Regions from separate parts of the Homo sapiens genome. Here region 1 is linked to region 2. A link is a loop called in an ENCODE intact Hi-C map of the cell type or tissue named here. Cell type or tissue: endothelial cell of umbilical vein. All regions are shown on one strand.

Evidence for each region. A loop is a pair of places that touch in the nucleus more often than their neighbours do. Peaks named below come from ENCODE experiments on the same cell type or tissue, not always from the same donor. Only the 100,000 strongest peaks of a DNase experiment are listed, where the experiment ranks them.
Region 1: it touches region 2 in a loop (6-fold over the local background); 37 of 110 quality-filtered maps call a loop at or near these places.

The regions. Positions count from the first base shown.
Region 1 is chr9:114,676,421-114,678,920 of GRCh38, forward strand. All of the region lies in intron 1 of TEX48 (testis expressed 48), which reads right to left. Among named protein-coding and RNA genes, the nearest start is that of TEX48, 4.5 kb to the right of the region's middle. In endothelial cell of umbilical vein, no CTCF peak of the experiment used is centred here; a DNase peak (open chromatin) is centred at 1,151; H3K27ac peaks cover 2,081 bases.
Region 2 is chr9:114,893,968-114,896,467 of GRCh38, forward strand. It overlaps a transcript of TNFSF8 not described here. Among named protein-coding and RNA genes, the nearest start is that of TNFSF8, 35 kb to the right of the region's middle. RefSeq lists an enhancer at 1-1,070. In endothelial cell of umbilical vein, no CTCF peak of the experiment used is centred here; DNase peaks (open chromatin) are centred at 1,054 and 1,614; H3K27ac peaks cover 2,500 bases.

The sequences.
Region 1 (2,500 bases), 220 kb before region 2:
CAGCCTCCAAAAGTGCTGGGTTATAGGCTTGAGACACTGAGCCCAGCCAAGCTTTTTTCTTTTTTTTTTCTTCATTTATTTCACATGTATTTACTGAAAACCTGCCATGTTCCAGGTACTGTTAGGTGCTGGAGATATAGCAGTGAACAAGACACAGGATAGACAAATGTCCATGGAAGCAGGGACAGTATTTTATTCACTTTTTTTTTTTTTTGAGATGGAGTCGCGCTCTGTTGCCCAGGCTGGAGTACAGTGGCGCAATCTTGTCTCACTTCGTGCTCCGCCTCCCGGGTTCACGCCATTCTCCTGCCTCAGCCTCCCGAGTAGCTGGGACTACAGGCACCTGCCACCACGCCTGGCTAATTTTTTGTATTTTTAGTAGAGACGGGGTTTCACTGTGTTAGCCAGGATGGTCTCGATCTCCTGACCTAGTGATCTGCCCATCTCGGCCTCCCAAAGTGCTGGGATTCCAGGCGTGAGCCACCGCGCCTGGCCTTTATTCACTTTTGTATCCTCAGCACTCAGCCCAGGGATGGGCACAGAATAGGTACTTTATACATATTTGTTGAATAAACACATGAACCTTCTCTGACTGTTGGAAAAAAACTATGCCAAACAGATCTCCTTCCTCCCTTCCACTAACTGATTTTTAACTTTCTGCACATAAGCTGTTCCTTGTGGTTAGATACGATGCGGGCTAGACACATACAGATGTCACCATTGTGTGGATTTTTTGGTCAAAGTGGGGGCACTCACTAGGTCCATTTAGCTCCAATCTCCAATAGTCTTTTGGATCTGCTGCCAGGTGAGGTGTTTTTGTTTGTTTGTTTGTTTTTTTGTTTTTCCCTAGACCTAGTGTCAGTGTCATGGGATTTTTTTTTTTTAACATGATTTTAGCTCTGATGTATTTCATTGAGTTCTCTTTAGTGGATTTATTTCATTTTCCTATAATTTATAAAGAAATAGAAATTTATACAGGCAGTTAGATCTTTTGTTTTGGAGATACACCATTTAGCAAATATCCTTGCCATTAATCTGCTTCGTATTCTGCTACTTGCTTTAGTTTCAGTTGTCTTCATCCACTTATAAAAATGCTTGCCTCACGGGGTTTGGCTTTGTTCCAGACTGCCTTGTGTATGTTGAATGTAGAAGGATGCACTTCATAAGAAAGGAATGGAAGCATAGCTCTGACAAGCCCCCACCATGAGTCAGCCCTGAGTGTCTGGAGTTTTACTGGAGTGGTAATTGATTTGTCTAGAAGAAATTGCTAAAACCTGGACTTGGGTCCCTCTAAACCTTTGTCAGCATGTGTTCTGTCTTGGTAAATCATAAAAGAAGGTCACTTTTTTTTTTTAGCTTATATTCGGGAGTCAGTAATTTTCAGGTTTTTGATCATGTGGCCTCTTTTAGGCTCTGCTTGGTCAAGAAATTCAAGACACTGCACAAGTAGAAACTGTTTATCAATTGTAGCGTGCTCTTTCCTGCTTGTCGTGGTCTCATCTGCATTAAGGTTGTTGCCTCTTCCTGGAAAAACTCCGTATATATACTCTCACTATAGGTACTCTCATGTATTTGTCTTAATAAATGGCAAAAGTTCACTAGATGACTTAGGATTACTGTAGCCATGATGACAAAGTTTTGATGTCAAAAATCAGATTTAAGAGGAGCTCTAGAGAAGAGAGAAGACAAAAATGCCAAACATAAATAGAAGGCTTCTTTGTCTGGAATGCTATGGCCTCAGGAAGAAAAAGATAAAAAAGACCTTACTCTTACTCAAACCTTCTGACACCTGTTTTCTTTGCTTCTGTCTTTCTCTCTCCACCCAACTTGATCTTTACTACCCACGTATACTCCTCTTACTCCTTCCCCTGGCTGCCCAAATAAACTTTTTCAGGGAGCATTTTTCTAGAGAAGAACAATCACATTGCACAACACCCACCTAAAACTTCTGCACTGAAGGTAGATCAAGAGAGGCCGAATTTAAACTCTGAGTAAGAGTTGAGTTGGGTAAAAATAGAATCTTCCCAAATTTCAGAACAAAAGAAAGTTTGTTTTGTATATCCTGTGTAATTCAGGATTCTGTTCGTTACTTATTGTCTTGGACTATCATATTTGTACCAATTAGTTCATTTCGTTGTTGACCTTTAGGCCAGGCACAGTGGCTCACACCTGTAATCCCAGCACTTTGGGAGGCTGAGACAGGAAGATTGCTTGAGTTTTGGAGTTTGAGACCAGCCTGGACAACATACCTCATCTCTACTAAAAATTAAAATTTAGCTGGGCATGGTGGTGTGCACTTGCACTTCCAGTTACTCAGAGGCTGAGGAGAGAGTATTGCTTGAATTTGAGAAATCAAGACTTCAGTGAGCTATAATCATGCCACTGCACTCCAGCCCAGGCAACAGGAGATCCTGACTCAAAAAAAAAAAAAAAAAAAAATTGTTGACCTTCAACAATGGGGAAAATGTTTAAGAGTAGCAGGATGAAAAAGGTCAGAAGA
Region 2 (2,500 bases):
GTCGGTTTAGGCCCAGAGTGACTGGTACCATCAAGTTCATGACTTTCCACTTAGCAGTGACAGTGACCCAGGGTAGAAGCAGTTCTTGTCTGCAGCAACCAGCATCAAGGTTCAGGGTTGTAGAGTTTCAAGGCAGCAGTGTCCCTTCCCAGAGTCCAGGGTAGAGTGTGAATGGTGGAGGATCATGCCACAGTAATCTGGAAGAAAGAATAACTTTACTTTGTAGATATCGGCAGGAGAGATGTGATACATTTTGACGTTGTTGTTACTCAGAAGCCCACAGTTTAGCAGGGAGGCAAATGTACAATCATGCTGTCATAGTGAGTGTAGTAAATTTTTAGACAGAAGTGAGAATATCAAGGTCCAGGTTGCATGTCTAATTTAGCGGAATGGTTCTTGAGCAATAATGTCTGAGTTGAAATTTTATGAATGAGGTCAAATTAACAAGATGTGAATGAAGGGCAAGGACCTTGTGGACAAAGGAATCAGCAGGCACCAGGTCAAGTAGCCTCAGGGTAGTGCAGTGTAGTGTGGTTAGAAATATAGCTCTGGAGCCAAACTGCAGTGGTTACATCTTAGCTCTTCAGCTCATGAGCTGCTGAAACTTAGACATACTTAAGCATTTCTTCGAGCCTCTGTTTCCTCATCTGCAACATGGGAATGGTCATCTCTATCTCATAAGGGTGAGATGCAGTAGACTACAGTATTTGAAGGCTTCCATGTGGTGCCTGAAACCTGGCAAGCAAGCGTTCAGTAAGTGATAGTAATTATATCTATTTACGTAACATAAAGCGGTTTAAGTAAACACATCAAAGTAATGAATGAGGAGGATGAAAAGACCAGATGCAATTGAGGACTGTGTGAGTGTATGAATGTAATGTTGGTGGTAGAAATGAAGCCTCCTTCAGTGTTTTCTTGCTGTTTACTCATCCCATTGTATTGATCCTGTGATGGATTGTGACCTTTCTTCCCTTGAGTACTGTGCCATGCGCTGACTGCATCAGGCCAGCTGGTAAAATGAGACTCATTGTGAGAACGGAAGGCATAGTCAGAATGTCAAGGAGGTTAGGTCATCTGCGTCCCTAGCAATGGAAAGGAAATGATGAAATACTTCAGCTGGTTTTTGTTTGGAGCCTCCTGGTTGTGAAGGAGGATCAGCCTTCAAATCAGCTTGTTCCTGACTAGTTTAGCTGATATCCCTGCCTGGTAATTCCCTCTTCCTGTTGCAAGTGAAATCTAAACATTTCCTGAGTGCTGACTTTGTGTAGGACACTGATTTGGGTGCTGGGATTTGGAGATGGATTCTTCTTGTCTTCTAAGTGCTCATTTCTAAGTGAGAAAAGTGTTCATTTGCAGTGCAATCAGTGCTGCTTCTAGAGAGGCACAGGGAGAGGACCTTGATACTGCATCTCGCAAACAGTCAGTTGGTTATCTAGTCCAGTTTTCCCTGCAGGATGAAACCATCCTTTGAGAGTTGGCCTGACAGAGACCTTTGTTGATCCAATGGCTGGCTTTTCTGAATGCAGATGGGAATAGGCTTCAGTGGATTTGAGGAACTTTCACTTTTCTCAAACTTGCATTGATTCATTTTTTCCTACTCCTCTCCCCAAGGTCTAACTCCTTCACAGACACTGAATATGATAAAATACCCCAAGAGTTGTACACTTTCCAAGCTTATTCTATGTGTTTGTTCTCCCAACAGCTTCCCATTGTACAGCTGAGAAAATTTAAGTTTACAAAGTCCATGTGACTTGCCAAGGTCATAGAGTTAGTAATTGCTTCAGCTCAGATTGAAACTGGCTTCCAGTTGCCAAGGCCACTATTCTTTCCCATCTGCCACCCTCAGACTTGTTTTTTTCTCTTTCCTTGGCTATAGGGAAAGTACAGCCCCCATAGAAGTTTCTAAACTGCATCCAAAGCTTTCAACATGTTGTCCAGATTATTCCTAGTGTTGCCCAATATTCCCAAGGGAGACAGTTGGATCAAAAGCAGTTGTTAAAAATTCAGTGGTGATCATTACAAATGAATACCATCACGTTGACTTGATGGTTTTGTAGTGTTTAGACCCTCACATTTGCATAAGCAGCAGACAAGGAAGACCAAGCCAATTCATGAAAGTCCACTTGGGGGAAACAGAGAAACATAACGGATTACCAGCAATCTTCTCCACTTACCAGAAAAAGTCAACCAACTAGTGTTCTTCAGATTGTAAGGTGCACCTGAATCTCTTGGATCATATTAAAATGCAGATTCTGTTCCAGTTTTTAGGTATGTATGAGATGCCTGCATTTTTAACAAGCTCTCTGGTGATACCAGGCACCAGGACATAACAGCAAAGATTTAAACCACTGACTCTTAATATTTGGCTTAAATTTGGGAGCTTAAAATAATCCTGATGCCTGGGTTCTAAATCCAGAGATTCTAATTTAATTGCTCTAGGAAGTGGCCTGGGATTTCAGGATTCTAAGGTATACCAAGGTTTGATTTAAACTTTCTAGTG